2 separate regions of the Homo sapiens genome follow, and region 2 is linked to region 1. Evidence: chromatin loops called from intact Hi-C (ENCODE). Cell type or tissue: heart right ventricle. All regions are shown on one strand. Links, peaks and the distances in the headings refer to the core of each region. The heading gives the core; the rest is flanking DNA. Region 1 overlaps DZIP1L (DAZ interacting zinc finger protein 1 like). Region 2 holds the start of ESYT3 (extended synaptotagmin 3).

The links. A loop is a pair of places that touch in the nucleus more often than their neighbours do. Peaks named below come from ENCODE experiments on the same cell type or tissue, not always from the same donor. Only the 100,000 strongest peaks of a DNase experiment are listed, where the experiment ranks them.
Region 2: a loop joins it to region 1, with 4 times the contacts of the local background. A loop is called at or near these places in 15 of 110 quality-filtered maps.

Annotation. Positions count from the first base shown.
Region 1 is chr3:138,071,032-138,079,929 of GRCh38, forward strand. It overlaps DZIP1L (DAZ interacting zinc finger protein 1 like), which reads right to left. Exons shown (of 16, transcript NM_173543.3): 11 at 6,468-6,601; 12 at 612-804. Among named protein-coding and RNA genes, the nearest start is that of DZIP1L, 40 kb to the right of the region's middle. RefSeq lists an enhancer at 1-197. In heart right ventricle, for the core only: no CTCF peak of the experiment used is centred there; no DNase peak of the experiment used is centred there.
Region 2 is chr3:138,430,210-138,439,107 of GRCh38, forward strand. ESYT3 (extended synaptotagmin 3) reads left to right here and starts at 4,407. Exons shown (of 23, transcript NM_031913.5): 1 at 4,407-4,916. The coding sequence starts at 4,590. In heart right ventricle, for the core only: no CTCF peak of the experiment used is centred there; a DNase peak (open chromatin) is centred at 4,342; H3K4me3 peaks cover 2,629 bases; H3K27me3 peaks cover 2,538 bases.

The DNA.
Region 1 (8,898 bases), core at 579-8,578:
AGCATGGACAAATGGTAAAGTGGCAGCTATGACCTGGCCCAAGGAACCAACTATGAGCTCTGAGAATTCATCTGCGTGCAGAACTGGCCCAGTCTCTCATGCTCTCCCATGGCCAGAGCAGGGGCTATCTGAGCTCTGCAGAAGTTTACATTCAATTGATATTTGCCTCCACCTGCAGCTTCAATGCTCCCGGGCCTCTGCCTGCCTCCCCAGGCTGGCATGCCTGGTGTGTAGAGCCAGAAACTGAATAGGCTGCTCTCTGTTGAAGAGACACTCAACTGTGGTCGCAACAAGCCAAACAGAATGAAGGTGCTAAGGGAGGCAGCATGTCTGCACAGGGACAGTTCAGGCTGACAACAGGCTCCAGCTCCGGCTCTCCTCCAACTTCCCCGAGTGACCCTGGACAAATGCCCCCACTCCACCCCAGATCCTATTTCCTCAACAGAGAACTTCTGGACTCAGTCCCCTGTAAGGACCCTACCAGCTCAGCCCTTCAGAGAAGTGCCCCTAATGGGGGACAGAGACTATACCCTCCTCATGTGCAAACAAGTTTTGGCAAGAATGGGACCCTTACAGGTCACAGCCCTGAGCAAGCCCTCTCCCCAGTGTACCTGAAGGCTGCCCGTCTGGCTGGGACACCACAGCGCCATTCTCCTGTCTCTCCTTCGCTCTGCTGGTGACTTCCTTGACAAGCTTTCCCCTCAGACTCAGAAATTCAGAAAACTTCCGGGCCTTCTGCTCCCGCTGGACTCTCAGCAGGGATTCCAGGTGTCTGAGAGTCTGAATCGAGATTCCCTTTGCATCCTAGAGGAGACAGGAGTTCACCTTTACAGAGAGAGGCTACCCTTCTTCTCCTTCCCCTAAGCCTCTCACACCTGCTGCTGCTGGCCTGGGAGTCTGTGATCAGTGCCTGGTGCTTTTCTTGCAGGACTGGGGGGCATGAAATGAGGATCAGAGAAGGGTAAGCAGCGGCTTCAAAGTTGCTGAAAGTGCAATGGTTCAGGGTTTGGGAGCCCCATCAAAATGTGCACAGCAGGATAATGCAAAGGACTGCGTCACAATTCTGACCACATCATAGCATAAGGGACTTCGTTGGAACATGCTTTTCTACCATCTGACTGAATCCTAGGATAAGAGACCACAGCTTGCTCATTTTTGTACTCCCAATTACTATTATTATGCCAAACACACTGTCCATGGCTAACAATGTTTAAAAAACTAAACTGCTGTAAACACAATCCAAGTACCCTTTCAAGACCTATTGGAAGTTGCTCGAGCTTTTGACATCCACCCAGAGCCCATGGGAGGGTCCAGGGAGGCATCTGAATCCAAGATGAGGATTCATGCAAGGTTAGAAAGGAATGTCTTAATCAAATCTGAATATAGGGCCAAAGTTAGAGTAGTCAGTAGTTGAAAACAATCAAAGTAGTGACCATTCTTCCTAAAATAACCCTAGTTGTCTATTTTTTTTTTCTAACTTACTCTACACAAACAGCATTCCAATAGTGTAATGCTTGGCTAATTTAATAATAGGTGTGTTTTTATTTAATAATAGATTTCATTGGTGCTTCTAATAATAACATACGTGTTCTGGTTAAGCACAATGGCATTCAAATACTAGTTGGAGAGAGAATCCATAGACCCTGTAAAGGAACTGGATCACTGCTGCAGACTCCCTGAGATGCCGAAAACCTGAGTCTGCTTGCTTTCTCAATGGGGAGGTTTGTGGTCTGGGGCAAGTTCCCAGCCCTGGTCACTGGCTGCTTGGAAATAGACTTGCTCCTGTTGGTGGGGCACAGTGCGAGTGAGACCGGACTTTAGGACCGCAGGCTGCGTGGAGATGGGCTGAGGCCTGTGACTGCCAGATTTCCCCCACTTCCCTGGCGACCTGTATGACTCAGCAGAGGCAGCCATAATCCCCCTGGGAATATAACTCCATTGGACTGGGAACACACCCTCATCCCCAACAGTAGCTGCAGCAAGCCACACCCAAGGAGAGGCTGAGCTCAGACACGTCTATCCCTGGCCCCACCTGGTGGTCTTCCTGCACCCGCCCTGGTAGCTGAAGACAAAGGTCATAATCCCTTAGGAGCTGTATGGCCCTGCCCACCGCCTGAGAAACCTGAATACTTAACCAGGTGTCCCTAGGGCAAGTAGGGAAGTATGCATCCTCCCTATAGGACCACAGTTTGAAAGCACCACCTCCTAGCTGGAGGCCAACAAACACAAAACCAATGCACTAAACAAACAAAAAGAAAAAACAAGGACCCTCAAGAGTCCACTTCACTCCCCTACTACCTCCACTGGAGCAGGTGCTGGAATAGTATCCACGGCTGCAAGACCTGAAGATGGATCACATCACAGGACTCTTTGCAGACACTCCCCAGTACCAGCCTGTAACTCTACTGGGTGGCTAGACCCAGAAGATCAAAAACAATCACTACAGTTCAGCTCTCAGGAAGCCCCATTCCTAGGGGAAGGGGGAGAGCACTACATCAAGGGAGCACCCCATGGGACAGAAGCATCTGAACAGCAGCTCTTGAATCCCAGATCTTCCCTCTAACATAGTCTACCCAAATGAGAAGGAGCCAGAAAAACAATTCTGGTAATATGACAAGACAAGGTTCTTTAACACCCACAAAAATCATACCAGCTCACCAGCAATGGATCCAAACCAAGACGAATCTCTGAATTGCCAGAAAAAGAATTCAGAAGGTCAATTATTAAGCTAATCAAGGAGGGACCAAAGAAAGGTGAAGCCCACCTTAAAGAAACAAAAAATGTTATACAAGAGATGAAAGGAAAATTTTTTAGTGAAATAGCATAAATAAAAAGTTATCACAACTTCTGGAAATCAAAAACACACTTAGAGAAATGCAAAATACACTGAAAAGTCTCAGCAATAGAATCAAACAAGCAGAAGAAAGAACTTCAGAGCTCAAAGACAAGGCTTTCGAATTAACACAATCCATAGAAGACAAAAAAGAATTTTAAAAAAATGAACAAAGTCTCCAAGAAGCTTGGGACCATGTTAAACATCCAAACCTAAGAATAATTGTTATTCCCAAGGAAGAAGAGAAATCTAAAAGCTTGAAAACATCTTCGAGGGAATAATTGAGGAAAACTTCCCCAGCCTTACTAGAGACCTAGGCATCCAAATACAAGAAGCTCAAAGAACACCTGAGAAATTCATTGCAAAAAGATCATCACCTAAGCACATAGTCAACCGGTTATCTAAAGTCAAGATGAAGGAAAGAATCATAAGAGCTGTGAGGCAAAAGCACCAGGTAACCTATAAAGGAACACCTCTCAGATTAACAGCAGATTTCTCAGCAGAAACCCTACAAGCTAGAAGGGATTGGGGTCCTATTCTTTAGCTTCCTTAAACAAAACAATTATCAGCCAAGAATTTTGTATCCAGTGAAACTAAGCTTCATAAATGAAAGAAAGATACAGTCTTTTCCAGACAAACAAATGCTGAGAGAATCCGCCACTACCAAGCCAGCACTACAAGAACTGCTAAAAGGATCTCTAAATCTTCTTTTTTAATTTATTTTTTTATTATACTTTAAGTTTTAGGGTACATGTGCACAACATGCAGGTTTGTTACACATGTATACAGAAACAAATCCATGAAATACAACAAAACAGAACCTCCTTAAAGCATAAATCTCATAGGACCTATACAACAATAATACACGAAAAAAAAAAAAGGCAAGGTATTCAGGCAACAAATAGCACAATGAATAGAATAGTACCTCACCTCTCAATACTAACATTGAATGTAAATGGCCTAAATATTCCACTTAAAAGATACAGAATGGCAGAATGGATATGAATTCACCAACCAAGTTTCTGCTGTCTTCAGAAGACTCACCTAAACTCACATTAGGACTCACACAAACTTAAGGTAAAGGGGCGGAAAAAAAACATTCCATGCAAATGGATACCAAAAGCGAGCAGGAGTAGCTATTCTTATAGCAGACAAAACAAACTTTAAAGCAACAGCAGTTAAAAAAGACAAACAGGGACATTACATAATGATAAAAGGACTAGTCTAACAGGAAAATATCATAATTCTAAATATATATGCACCTAACACTGGAGTTTCCAAATTTATAATACAATTGCTACTAGACCGAAGAAATGAGATAGACAGCAACACAATAATAGTGGGGGATTTCAAGACTGCACTGACAGTACTAGACAGGTCATCAAGACAGAAAGTCAACAAAGAAACAATAGACTTAAACTATAACCTAGAACAAATAGACTTAACAGATATTTACAGAACATTCTACCCAACAACTGCAGAATATATATTCTATTCATCAGCACATGGAACATTCTCCAAGATAGACCAGATGATAGGCCACAAAACAAGTCTCAGTAAACTTAAGAAAATCGAAATTATATCAAGCACTCTCTCAGATCACAGTGGAATAAAATTGGAAATCAACTCCAAAAGAAACCCTCAAAACCATGCAAATACATGGAAATTAAATAACCTGTTCCTGAATAATCGTTGGGTCAACAACGAAATCAAGATGGAAACTTAAAAGTTCTTTGACTGAACGATAATAGTGACACAACCTATCAAAACCTCTGGGATACAGCAAGAGCAGTGCTAAGAGGAAAGTTCATGGCATTAAATGCTTACATCAAAAAGTCTGCGGCCTGGCGCGGTGGCTCACGCCTGTAATCTCAGCACCTTGGGAGGCCGAGGTGGGTGGATCAGGAATTCGAGACCATCCTGGCAAACATGGTGAAACCCCGTCTCTACTGGGTGGGGTGGCACGTGCCTGTAATCCCAGCTACTCAGGAAGCTAAGGCAGGAAAATCCCTTGAACCAGGGAGTCGGAGGTTGCAGTGAGCCGAGATCGCACCACTGCACTCCAGCATGGTGACAGAGCGAGATTCGTCTCAAAAAAAAAGGCTGAAAGAGCACAAATAGATAATCTAAGGTCACACCTCATGGAACTGGAGAAACAAGAATAATCCAAACCCAAGGAGACAATGGATCAGGACGAGTGGCTGAGGAGTGGGCCCAGAAGCCTTGGGTAGCAGCACTGGAGGTCCTAAGGACTCCAGACTGTCCTTAAATGAGGAGGGAGCTTCCCAGAGTGGGGATGGTCAGCATCACTAATTACCAGGAAAATGCAAATCAAAACCACAATGTGATACCACCTCACCCCTACAAGAATGGCCATAATCAAAAAATCAAAAATTAATAGACGTTGACATGGATGTGGTGAAAAGGGAACACTTTTACACTGTTGGTGGGAATGTAAACTAGTACAACCACTATGGAAAAGTGTGGAGATTCCTTAAAGAGCTAAAAGGAGATCTACCATTTGATCCAGCAATCCCACTACTGCGTATCTACACTGAGGAAAAGAAGTCATTACATGAAAAAGATACTTACACATGCATGTTTATAGCAGCACAATTTGCAATTGCAAAAATGTGGAACCAGCCTAAATGCCCATCAATCAATGAGTGGATAAAGAAACTGATATATATACATACCATGGAATACTACTCAGCCCTAAAAAGGAACAAAATGATGGCATTTGCTGCAACCTGGATGGAATTGGAGACTATTATTCTAAGTGAACTCAGGAATGGAAAACCAAACATCGTATGTTCTCACTCCTATGTGGGAGCTAAGCTCTGAGGACACAAAGGCATAAGAATGGTACATTGGACTTTGGGGATTTGGGGGAAAGGGCATGGGGGTGGAGAGGGATAAAAGGCTACACACTGGGTACAGTGTATACTGTTCACGTGATGTGTGCACCAAAATCTCAGAAATCACCACCAAAGAACTTATTCATGTAACCAAACACCACCTGTTCCCCAAAAACCCACTGAAATAAAAAATTAAATTTCAGATATTTTATCTGAAAATAAAATATACATACATACATGTATATACATACATACATGTAACTGCTAAAAAACTATAGGAAAATATAAGTTATTACTTCTCAAAAAAAAAAACAAATAATTGGTGTCAGACACAGCTTTCAGTGATGCCCACACACAGCCACCTGCTGAGTGGACACAGCCACATGTACCACAGATGATGGGCTTGCAGATGGATACTTACCCAAGGGGGGACCTATCCACAGGCCAGATTGAGCCAATTAAATTCCCTCTAGCAAAAAATTTAGAGACACAGAGGGAAGTAACCAATGAGTGGAGAACACTGAGCAATCAGGACTCAGGGTAGTATCGCCAGCCAAATAGGGCCAGTCTTGAGAAGCTGCTGGAGAAACAGAGGAAAGATATCACACTGCCGCTGTGAAGTGAGAAAGGCGTGCAGATGCCAGAGGAGCCCGGGCTGCCACAAGTGAGATGAATGAGCTCACAATGCAAAGAACAATCGATCATTTGTCTGTCTGAGAACACTTAGTGTCTAAATCGTAGGTATCAGCCCTTAAAACGATGGCCCTGAAACTCACCTTCCTTATCCCCATGCTTTCGAGCTTCTCTTCCAGGGTGTCCTCCAGGATTGGTCTGAAGTGCTTCAGCAAAGTGGGGTTACGCCTCAGAGCTGCCAGCACCTTGTGCTGTTCATCCTGGGAGTCCTCCATCTCTGTAGCATGAGACATTCACCCAGATCAGCCTGGGCACCTGAGTTCTCCATTCCCAGAGCCCTACTGCACCTGCCGAGCCCTCACACTGCCAGGAATCCTGGTCGGTTAACTCAGGACTTGGAGATTGCACTTGAGCCCTTAAAGCAGCTTGCTCTCTGGGCTCCCTTCTGATCTCAGATTCCAGGCCCCACTGCTGTGGGTTCCAGCCTAATCCTAGCCCCACCTGATACCCTCATCTCGTTTCCATGCCAGGCTCAATTCTGGTCCAGGTGATAAACTGGTGGACAAGATAGACAGATCGCTGCTCCCTCAAGTTTACTGTCTAAACCGGAGATTCTCCCTCTAACTTTAGCATATATCAGAATCACCTGGGCATGGGTTAAAAATTAATAGTCCCTCACCTCACCCTCCAAAGAGTCTGATTCCATAAGTCTGGGGGAGGACCCTAGAATCTACATTTTAACATACTGAGATGATTCTGATGGAGGTAAGCCACAGACTATACTTTAAGAAATACTGACCTGAGGCTAGCAAAATAAGCAATTACAATTAAATGTGGTAAGTGCTACAAAGGAGCAGTCCAAGGTGAGTCAGGGAAGGCCTCCTACGGTGTTCTTCAGGTTCCATCTGGGGGCCTCTGTGGTAAGACCAGGACCAAGCCCTTTGACTCACTCAGTAGACATTAACTGAACAAGCAGCATGAGTGTAATCAGGCTAGGGCTGGATGCCAAGGACACAGAAGCCCATCTCTCGTCCCCCAAGGACCTCACTCACAATCAAGGGTGGTGAATTTCACTGCTGGCTGCGAGTTGGAATCACCCCAGGCTGATTCCATCAGAATCTCTCAAGGTGGACCCCAACGCTTGATATTTATATTTTAAATTCTCTAGATATTCTAATAAACAGCGAAGCCTGAGAAACAATGATTCTAGGACAATGGTCCTTAACTGTGAGCCAAAGCATCAGCATTACCTGGTAACTTGTGAGATGCAGATTCTCAGCTCCCACTCCAAATCTACTGCATCAAAAATTCTACAGGTGGAACCCAAAAATCTGGGTTATAATAACTCCTCCCCTACCACCCATTCACCTCTGACCCTGCGTGATTCTGCTCAATAAAGTTTACACCAGGACATGAGCCTCAACCTTGTCTGCACATTGGAATCACCTGCGGAGCTTTAAATGCTACTGGTGCCTGGAACCCACCCACTCCATGTTCTGCTTTAGGTAATGTGGGGGTGTAGCGTGGTCCTCCAGACAGTTCAAGCTTCCTGGGTGATTCTTAATGTTTAGCCAGTTGTAGACAGCCACTGGTCTCACAGTGGTTCTCAAACTTGAGCAAGAATCAGAATGCCCTGGAGAGTGTCTGAAAACAGATTGCTGGGTCCTGCCCCCAGAGTTTCTGCTTCAGTTTGTCTGGCATGGGGCCTGAGAATTACAACTTTGCATTTCTAAAAAATTCCCAAGTGATGCTCTTGCCTGCTGGTCTGGGACAGGAAGAGGTAGACAAACAGTGTAGTAAGCAAGTAAAACCTCCACTGTAACAGCAGGGGCATGGCCACAGGATCCCCTGACTCATCAGTCTCAGGCTCCTCCTCTCTAGAACCCTGCATCCACTGTTTGAAGATGTGATTCATCCTATCTGAGTTACTCAACAGATACCTTCCTCAAAAGTGATACGCAATTCTAATTTTTACAACTGTATCCCAAGGTTAAATGCACTGGGAGGGTAGGCGGAGGCAGTAGAGGACTAACTGGTTAAATAAATTTTAGTTCATCCATCTAAGGGAAGACTGCAAAGCCCTGAAAAAATAATGAAGCAGTTCTCTTTAAAGGGATATGAAACCATTTCCTAAGTAAGTTGTTAACAATATAACTAACTGCAGAACAATGTGTACAGTGTGTTCCCATTTGGGAAAAGGGAGAAGAATGGGTACACACATGTGCTTATATTTGCACATATTCCCATGTAGCATGGAACGATAAATGAGAAACCATTAACAGTGAAACTTCTGGAGAGGAAACTGGATAGCTGGGCAGAAGGGAGGCCTGCTTCTCACTGCATACCCTTTTATACCATTCCTTTTTTTTTCCAAAGTGCATAGATTACCATCTCAAAAATAAAGAAAAACATTACATTAAAAAATAAAATACCCCATGATGAGCTCTTTGATGGCACAATTAAAACTTGTCTGGGTGTGTCCATTGGGGAACTCTGAAATTGTCATATCATTGCCTTGCTCAAACAAACGGGACCTGGTCAGTAGCTTTTCCAGTCAGCACTCACTCATCTGTC
Region 2 (8,898 bases), core at 474-8,473, 360 kb after region 1:
CAGGTGTGGAGGCTCACGCCTAAAATCCCAGCACTTTGGGGGCCCGAGGTAGGCAGATCATTTGAGGTCAGGAGTTCGAGACCAGCCTGGCCAACATGGTGAAGCCTCATTCTACTAAAAATACAAAAAGATTAGCTGGGCGTGGTGTTGCATGCCTGTAGTCCCTGCTACTTGGGAGGCTGAGGCAGGAGAATCGCTTGAACCTGGGAGGTGGAGGTTGCAGTGAGCCAAGATAGCGCCACTGAACTCCAGCCTGGGTGACAGAATAAGACCCCATCCAAAAACAAAAACAAAAGCAAAAAACTAATGATACCTACGTAGCAGAGGACATTTATCTTTCTGTTCCAAAGGAGAGATGATTTTGTGAGATACCAAGTTTTTAAAAATAATAAAATTAGGCTGGGTGCTGTGGCTCACACCTGTAATCCCAGCACTTTGGGTGGCTGAGGAGGGTGAATCACCTGAGGTCAGGAGTTCGAGACTAGCCTGGCCAAAATGGTGAAACCCTGTCTCTACTGAAAATAAAAAAAAAATTAACCAGGGCTGGTGGCACACACCTGTAATCCCAGCTACTCGGGAGGCTGAGGGAGGAGAATTGCTTGAACCCAGGAGGCAGAGGTTGCAGTGAGCCAAGATTGTCCCACTGCACTCCAGCCTGGGCAACAAGAGGGAAACTCCATCTCAAAAAAAAAAAAACAAAAAAAAGGCCGGGCGCGGTGGCTCACGCCTGTAATCCCAGCACTTTGGGAGGCCAAGGCGGGCGGATCACGAGGTCAGGAGCTCGAGACCATCCTGGCTAACACAGTGAAACCCCGTCTCCAATAAAAATGCAAAAAATGCGCTGGGCATGGTGGCAGGCACCTGTAGTCCCAGCTACTTGGGAGGCTGAGGCAGGAGAATGGCGTGAACCCGGGAGGCGGAGCTTGCAGTGAGCCGAGATCACGCCACTGCACTCCAGCTCTGGGGGACAGAGTGAGACTCCATCTCAAATAATAATAATAAAATTGTATGTACATTTTCAGTCTTCTTTTTAATTTAGGTCTCAACCTAACTTTCCAAATCAATCTGGCTAAAACAGCCCTGCCCACCATGCCAGTCACTCTCTCTCAGCCTACTCACTGCACTATCTGCAGAGCACTTTTCCTTACCTGCTGTTTTCTTGTACTTTGTTTAAATTTTGGTGTCTGTCTTTCTACACTAGAATGTCAGCTGCATGAGAGCAGTGAGCCTGTCGGTTCTGTTCACCCTGAATCTCTTATGCCTGGAACAGTGCCTGGCACTCAGTAGAAGGCTGTATTCATTTCCTAGGGCTGCAGTAACGAAGTGCCGCAAACTGGATGGCTTAAAACAACAGGAATGTATTCTCCCACAGTTCTGGAGGCCAGCAGGGCTGAGCTCTCTCCCAAGGCGCTAGGGAAAAATCCTTCCTTGCTTCTTTCCAGCTCCTGGTGGGTGCCAGGAATCCTTGACATTCCTCCCCTGTAGTTGTACCACTCTGGTTTCTACGTGTGTCTTCACATGGCCTTCCCTTCCTGTGTCTCCTCTGTGTCGCTATCTCTGAATCTCTCTTTTCTTATAAGGACACCAGTCATTGGACTTAGGGCCCACCCTAATTGAGTATGATCTCACCTTAACTTGGTTACATCTGCAGAGACTCTATTTGAAATAAGATTACATTCATAGGTACCAAGGGTTAGGACTTCAACATAGACACAATTCAGTCCACACTAGTGACCAACGAATATTTATTTGAGCTACTGTTCTTTCAATAGTTGGTATGTAATAGGATACACTCTCAAATGTGTTCAGGCAAAGGCTGTGGAAGGCATTATTCTCCCCAGGTTTTGCTGTGATCAAACCATCTATAAAATATTTTTTTGCTGGTAGTAGTAACTAGATGTCCAGGTCAAGGGAAATAAAGTCTCCAGTGTTCTAGGCACAGATTCCATCCCAGGTAGGGTATAGAGTTTTCAATGCCATATTCTCAATGTTCTCATATATTTAATTTGTGAGAGTAATTTAATGACAAATAAGGTTTTAAAAGTGGGGGGGGGCAGGCACAGTGGCTCACGCCTGTAATCTCAGCACTTTGGGCGGCTGAGGTGGGTGGATTGAGGTCAGGGGTTCGAGACCAGCCTGGCCAACATGGCAAAACTCCATCTTTACCAAAAATACAAAAATTATCTGGACATGGTGGCAAGTGTCTATAATCCTAGCTACTCAGGAGGCTAAGGCAGGAGAATCGCTTGAATCTGGGAGGCCGAGGTTGCGGTGAGCTGAGATTGCCTTACTGCACTCCAGATGGGGCAACAGAGTGAGACTCCATCTCAAAAAATAAATAAAATAAAATAAAAAATAAAATAACTTTAAAAAGGAGGGGGGTGAAATCATAATCCCATCACCCTAACGTACTTTGGAGAAGTTTTAGAAGAGGAACATTCCAGGTAGAGAGAACAGCAAGTACAAAAGCCTTGCAGCATAAATGAGCTTGATGTGTTCAAGGAAAGAAAGGCGATGCAGCTGGGGATGGCAATGTCCCACAGGTCGTCTCAGGCTGGGCATCTGTCTCAGTGGGTGTCCATCCAGTTCACAAACCAACAACCTTCCTTTCTCTAGTAATCCCCCCACAAACTCACTACCTTCCACACCCCCTCCCAAACTAGCCCAGGTTGAGGTGTGGACTTGCTGTGTGTGAAGGATGAAGGGGATGACAGATTCAGCAGGATCCTGTCTCCAAGGGGTTTGGAATTGGGACAGGATAAGGGTCAAGGCAGTCTCTCTGGATTGGTGAGACCTGTGTCCTCCATCTCTGGATGTTGGGGGGAAAGTGCTGTGTTCTGCACTTCAACCAGACAGGCAGGTCAGCAGGGAGGGCCACAAGGATGAGGAGCGCAGTTCTGGCAGTTAGTTTCCTGGTCCATCCATCCTGAGAGCCAGACACATTCTGCCTCAGCTTCCAGGAGAATTCCCAGTATCCCTAGCCTACACTCTCTTTTGCTTCAGCAGACCTGGGTTAACCAATAGAGAAATATTTTGAGGAAAGAATTCTGTGGTCAAATAATCTGGGAAACACTGGGTTAAATAGAATTTAATAACTTTTTGTCTGAAGGACTTCTCAGAGCCTTTACTAGGACTGTGTACATGCAACTCTCAAGAAGGAACTCCAGCGAGCAGCATTTCTTCCGTTGATTTCCCAGGCTACACTGGGAGAATGTTAAGTTGGGGGACTTTAAGCCTCTGTTTTGGCTGAGTCCTGGAAAGCCAAGAACAATAGAGAAGGGTCCAGGTATTCTGACCACCAGGAACTCACGTATTGTTGAAAAAACTCATTGCAGTAAGTAATTTTATCCAAGAGAGAGGATAAAGCCAGAGAGAGAAAAAGAGAGTGACAGAGCAAGAGTCAGAACGAGAACGGGAGACCGGGGCGGGGTGGGGAGGGGGGAGGGAGGGAGAGAGAGAAAAGGAAAGAGAATATTTTGATTGCTATCCATCGGCTCCAGCCTTTCGATAAAGCTGTTGAAACAGTAGAGTCATTCCAAATCACTCTGGTACATTTGTCAACTCCAAAATCACATTCCAGTAATTGATGTGAGCCCTTTCATGTGGCCGTCTGAAATATATGCTATCCGCAAGACGATTTACTATCCGAACTTAAGAGATTCGGAGCTCCACCTGCTCTGATCATTAAAGGGTTAGAAACCATGGGCTTCACCATTGACTCTCAGGCACCTCGGGGCTTCCTCTTCATCTTTCCTTTTATTCGCCGGTCGCTTGCCCTTGTTGGGCGCCCCACAGATGGCCAAGACGGGCCGGTCCCCGGAAGTTCCCCGTCTGATGATGCAGGGAATGACGATCCAAACAGACACCTAGAAGAGAGGATGGGGAGAGAGGGGCAGAGGGTTTTGTGGCGCGCAGGAGGGGCCCTGAGCTCGGCTTGGTGAGGCTGGGGGCTAGGTCCAAGCTTTACAGATGCCAGAGGAGCTGGCAGCGTTGCAGGCTCTAGGGGCCAGTTGGAGGGCCGGGACGCAGGACCTGAGGCTGGGGAGGCCTGGCTGAGCCTGTCCAGGGAGGGCCTCGAATGCCAGCTGAGTCCAGACTATACTGTGTATTATAGACCGCGTGTAGGAAACAGGTTTTAGGTGATGTTTATCCATGATAAGCCAGTTGTACACAGGTGTTGGTGAGTCATTAACCACCTAGGGCAGCACTTGGTCCACCCGGACTGGCGAGTGCACACCTCCGGCTGACGCCTGCGCCACGTGCTGGGGTCGGAGGCCGAGCTCACCGGCTGGTTGCTCTTTAGAGCGGGCAGGAGCCAGGCGGGCGGCCCGCCCCTCTAGGGCGGAGACTTCCGGAGCTGCGGACTCACTGGAGCCGAGAACTGGGGCGGCGCGGCGCGGCGCGGTGCATTTCCAGGCGCTGCTCTCCGTCGCAGAGAACCCTGAGCTCGGCGCGCCGAGAGTCCCAGCAGGGCAAGGGGGCGCGGCGTCCTGGTCCTCGAGCTTGGGAGACAGATGCGCATGGGCGTGGGGGCATGCGGACCTAAGCTCGGGTGAAGCTCTCGGGAAGGGCAAGACTGCGGCGACGAGATGCGAGCAGAGGAGCCCTGCGCCCCCGGGGCCCCCAGCGCCCTGGGAGCCCAGCGCACGCCGGGCCCCGAGCTGCGCCTGTCCAGCCAGCTGCTGCCCGAGCTCTGTACCTTCGTGGTGCGCGTGCTGTTCTACCTGGGGCCTGTCTACCTAGCTGGCTACCTGGGGCTCAGCATAACCTGGTTGCTGCTCGGCGCCCTGCTGTGGATGTGGTGGCGCAGGAACCGCCGCGGGAAGCTTGGGCGCCTGGCCGCCGCCTTCGAATTCCTTGACAATGAACGCGAGTTCATCAGCCGCGAGCTGCGGGGCCAGCACCTGCCAGCCTGGGTGAGCCAAGCCGGGTGGGAGTGGGAGGTGGGGAGATGCCTTTCGAGGTTCGGAGGAACTTGCGGTCAGCGGGGAGCTGGTGCGCGCAAACCCGAGGCAGGGCGGGAGCCCGGCGACCTGCACACCCCGTTCCCCACCGCTCCCGGGGCGCAGACCCTGGGGACGGTGACCGCCCCTCCCGCGGCGCGCAGCACCCTCACGTCCACCTCTGGTCCGACTGCGGTGGGAGTGGGGAACTTGGGTTTCATTTAAGGCCCCAGAGCTCGAGAGAAGAGTCACGGGCAGACCACACCCGGGAGAAAAACAAGGGCGTCTGGGACTTCGCAGACTTACTCGGGTTGGAATCAGAAGGCATTTCTTCCACCCGCCTGTTGATTCAGAGAACGAACGCCGGACGCAAAACGTAGATGGGCAAATACCGCAGTGACAGAAACGGCGGGCCCAGTTGCTTTCGGCCGAGGCCTGGACTGCGGTAGGGGGAGGGCTCCGCGGGGCTGGAGGTGGAGTGGCGGGTACGGCTGGGAGACCGACGGCGCCGGGCCCCGGGCCTCCTTCCCTCCCTCCCTCCGCCGGATAGGGATGCCGGCACACGCACACTGCCCCGACAAACCCATCTCCTGGGGCGGCATGGGCGGCACTACGATTCCTCAAACGCTTCTGGTCCTGGCTTACCTAACAAAACCCAAGTTCTGGGCCCCATTGCATAACTCCCAGGGTGGCACAGAGGTATCCTGGGTGATTCTTATGATTAGGTGAGCTTGGGAAACACCGGCAAGAGGGGTGTTCCGTCCAATGGTTGGTCTGCGGCAAACCCTTACTGTCTCTCCGGTGCTGGGGCTCTTCGTTTTCAGATTTCTTCCAGTTACTCTCAGGCCCACGGGGGAGGTCGCCAGACCCCTCACTGTCTCTAGCCTGTGGCCTATAAAGTCCAGCAGGGCCATAGGTTCCTCCTGACAGTAGTCTGTAAAGTGAGGTGTGAGAAAAAAATATAAGGCCCATTTAGTTTATCTTATAAGAGAAATGAAGTCTTACTGTATCAGTCAGCCATAACTGAGTACAACAGGCTGCGTGGCTTAAGCAGCAGACACTTTTTTCCTTTCCTTTCTAGAGCCCCGAAGTCCAAGATCAAGGTGTTGGCAGGGTTGGTTTCTCCTGCGGCCTCTGCTGGCTTGCAGCTGGCTGTCTTCCTACCGTCTTCACACCGTCTTCCTTCTGTGTCCTAATCTCTTCTTAGAAGGACATCAGTCATATTGGATTAAGGCTCACCCTAATGAACTCATTTTAACTTAATTACCACTTTAAAAACCCTACCTGCAAATAGAATCACATTCTGAAGAACTGAGAATTAGCACTTCAAAGTGGGCATACACTTCATAACACTTAATATTTAATGTACGATTTGATGGTAAAGCTTTGCAAATAGCTTACATATTTGGGGGATGAGGGGCCAAAGACTCTTCCTGATAAGGGTGCACACTTTTCTACGGTAGTAGCCATAGGGGTAGCGCATGGGGCCTGACTCCCACAGACTTTGGTCATCCTGATGGTTCTGTGGGGCTTGTGATTCTGAAAGGTGTGGACCCAGCAGGCTTGACCTGTCCACACCCCTTGCACACAGTTGAGGGAGTCCAGGCCATCTGTCAGATCTCTGTTTTGTCCCCCTTGATGGCCTTAGCCCATGAGGGTGGGCCTGCGAGTCTTCACCAAGTAACATCCCTTCTTTTCTCCCCTTCTGTATCAGGGAAGCCTCTAGACACTGAGCTATATGTAAAGGCAGTATATCCGATATTGGGTCAAAAATCAGATCGTGTAGGGGCGTGGACACCCTCCCTGCCTCTCCCCCACATACACCACAGAGACAGTTCTGGCCTCTGTTGGGGATACAGACCCCAGGAGCAATATGGACCTAGCCAACAGGGAGCTCAGCCTGAACTCAAGAAGGCACCTCCTAGGTTTTCACCCCACAACCCATATCCCAGGCTTGACCCAGCTGGGTAGAGGGACACTCAGAGGAAGGTGATGCTCTCTGTCCTACCAAGAAGGCAGTCTCGGGTGGGGGACAGATGCATAACAGGTCATTGCCATTGAGGAGAATTGGAGCCAGGAGTCGGAACAGGGTCTAGTCAGGTAGAAGGCCTGGTATGAAGGACACCCTACCAGGTTTCCATATCATATTGTCCCCGAATCACAGCCCCCTTTCTCCTTGACAAGGACCTGGGAAAGGCTGGCTTCAGCCTGCATTCTGCAGACTCGCCTGGCTGGCTTGTCTGGCCAGGTTGGAGGACCAGGGCCTGGATAACCTGTTGGACTGGGCCACTGGTGCGGCACAGGGCATTCTGGCCGAGGGAGGTGGTGAGCACAGCATGGAGGTGTGACATAGCCACTGCATGAGGGGGCGCTGTGTGCTGGGCCTGGCTGAAGTGTGTGGTAGGGGTTGATGTGTGACAGGGTCAAGTTGAGGCAGACTTGATGGAGGCTGGCCTTGTTCTGAAGGCTGGAAGGAGCCTTGGATGCTTCTGAAAGGCCCTTCAGAAAGCAGCATGGTGGGACGAGGAAGGCTGGAGGAGACAGGCCAGTTGGGAAGGTGATTTCAGCCAAGATGGTAGTAATGAGGGAGGAGAGTGGGAGATGCGTGGGAGTGGGACTTTAGATGCGTGGTGGCCTCTAGAGTAGGGGTGCAGGGGGATCCAGGGGTCTTCAGGGTGCTTTCTGGTTTAGGGAGCTGTTGACCATTATTGCGATTGGGATTCCAGGATGAGAAACAGGTCTGGGGAGGTTGGTTGCCTGTATGAACACCTGTGAAGTGCATACAAACAGATGCAGGTGTGGGCTTTTCACCCGCCTCGTGAAGGTTTCCACGCCCAGTGATGATATGGAAAACCTGGAGTCTACCTGGTTGAATATTCTTCTCTCTGCCTCTTTAGGAACACAAACTGTGAAGGCAAAGAGAGACAGGGCTCTGGGCGTGGTGGGGGCAGCACGGCCCCTTGCACAAGATTTTGGGCATGGATGAATGGATCTCTTCATCATCACATGCTGACCTTTTAGCATGCCTTCCCTCTGGAGAACTGATTTCTCTGCGTGAAAGAGAGGATGATGGCTTATGACCTCCTTTGGTATCAAGAAATATTTCTGTAAGTTAACAGATGGCAAATCAGTAGTTGGGGGACTGAAGAAAAGTTGAGCAGCTCAAGGGCACCACACTCAGACCTGCATTGCATGTCGTGTGAGTTGGCCCTGTACTCTAGCCCCCAGTGGGGAGGGATGGATATCCGGCCACCTGCTGCTTGTCAAGCTGTATGCTGCTTAGATGGGGCACCTTTTTCTAATTTGCACCAACTCCCTGTGAAGGAGTGGAGGCCAAGGCCTGGCTGAGCTGAGGCGGGGATGCCATCCTTCCCCACTGCCATCCAAGGCAGCCATCGTCAGCCAGTCCTCAGTCATGCACGACTTTCCTGCCTGGTCTTAGACTCCTTCTCAACATTTTGCTCCAAGATGCTACCTCCAGGTGATCATAGAAATTTGCTTTCCCTGACTGAACCTGTTTCCCCACCTGTAAAAGGAGGTTGTATTGGATGGTCTTTCAGAGTCATTTTGGCCCTGATGTCTGATTTCTAGTCAAACTTCAGACAATCCTGCTTCTCCTCCAGGTCCCCAGCCATGGGAGATATAGCTGGAAGGAAGAATTCTCCTTACTAGAAGCCTTGAAGGAAGAACCTGTGGGTCCCCTTTGTCTTGTGAATGTGGCCTGACGACATGGGGAAGAAGGCAGGGTGGCCCCCGCAGCTCACCCTTGAACAGAGGGTTCAAGAGGCTGCATGTTTACATGCGGATGCTCCTCTCACACAGTGTTTATGTGTACTTTTGAAGGAATTAAGAGCCGCCTCAGCTGTCCTTGTCGGGTAGGGACTGTGTATAGCACAGTGACAAGCACGGAGCCCTTGATATTACTCATTTAATTGTAGGCCTCGGCAAGCCACAA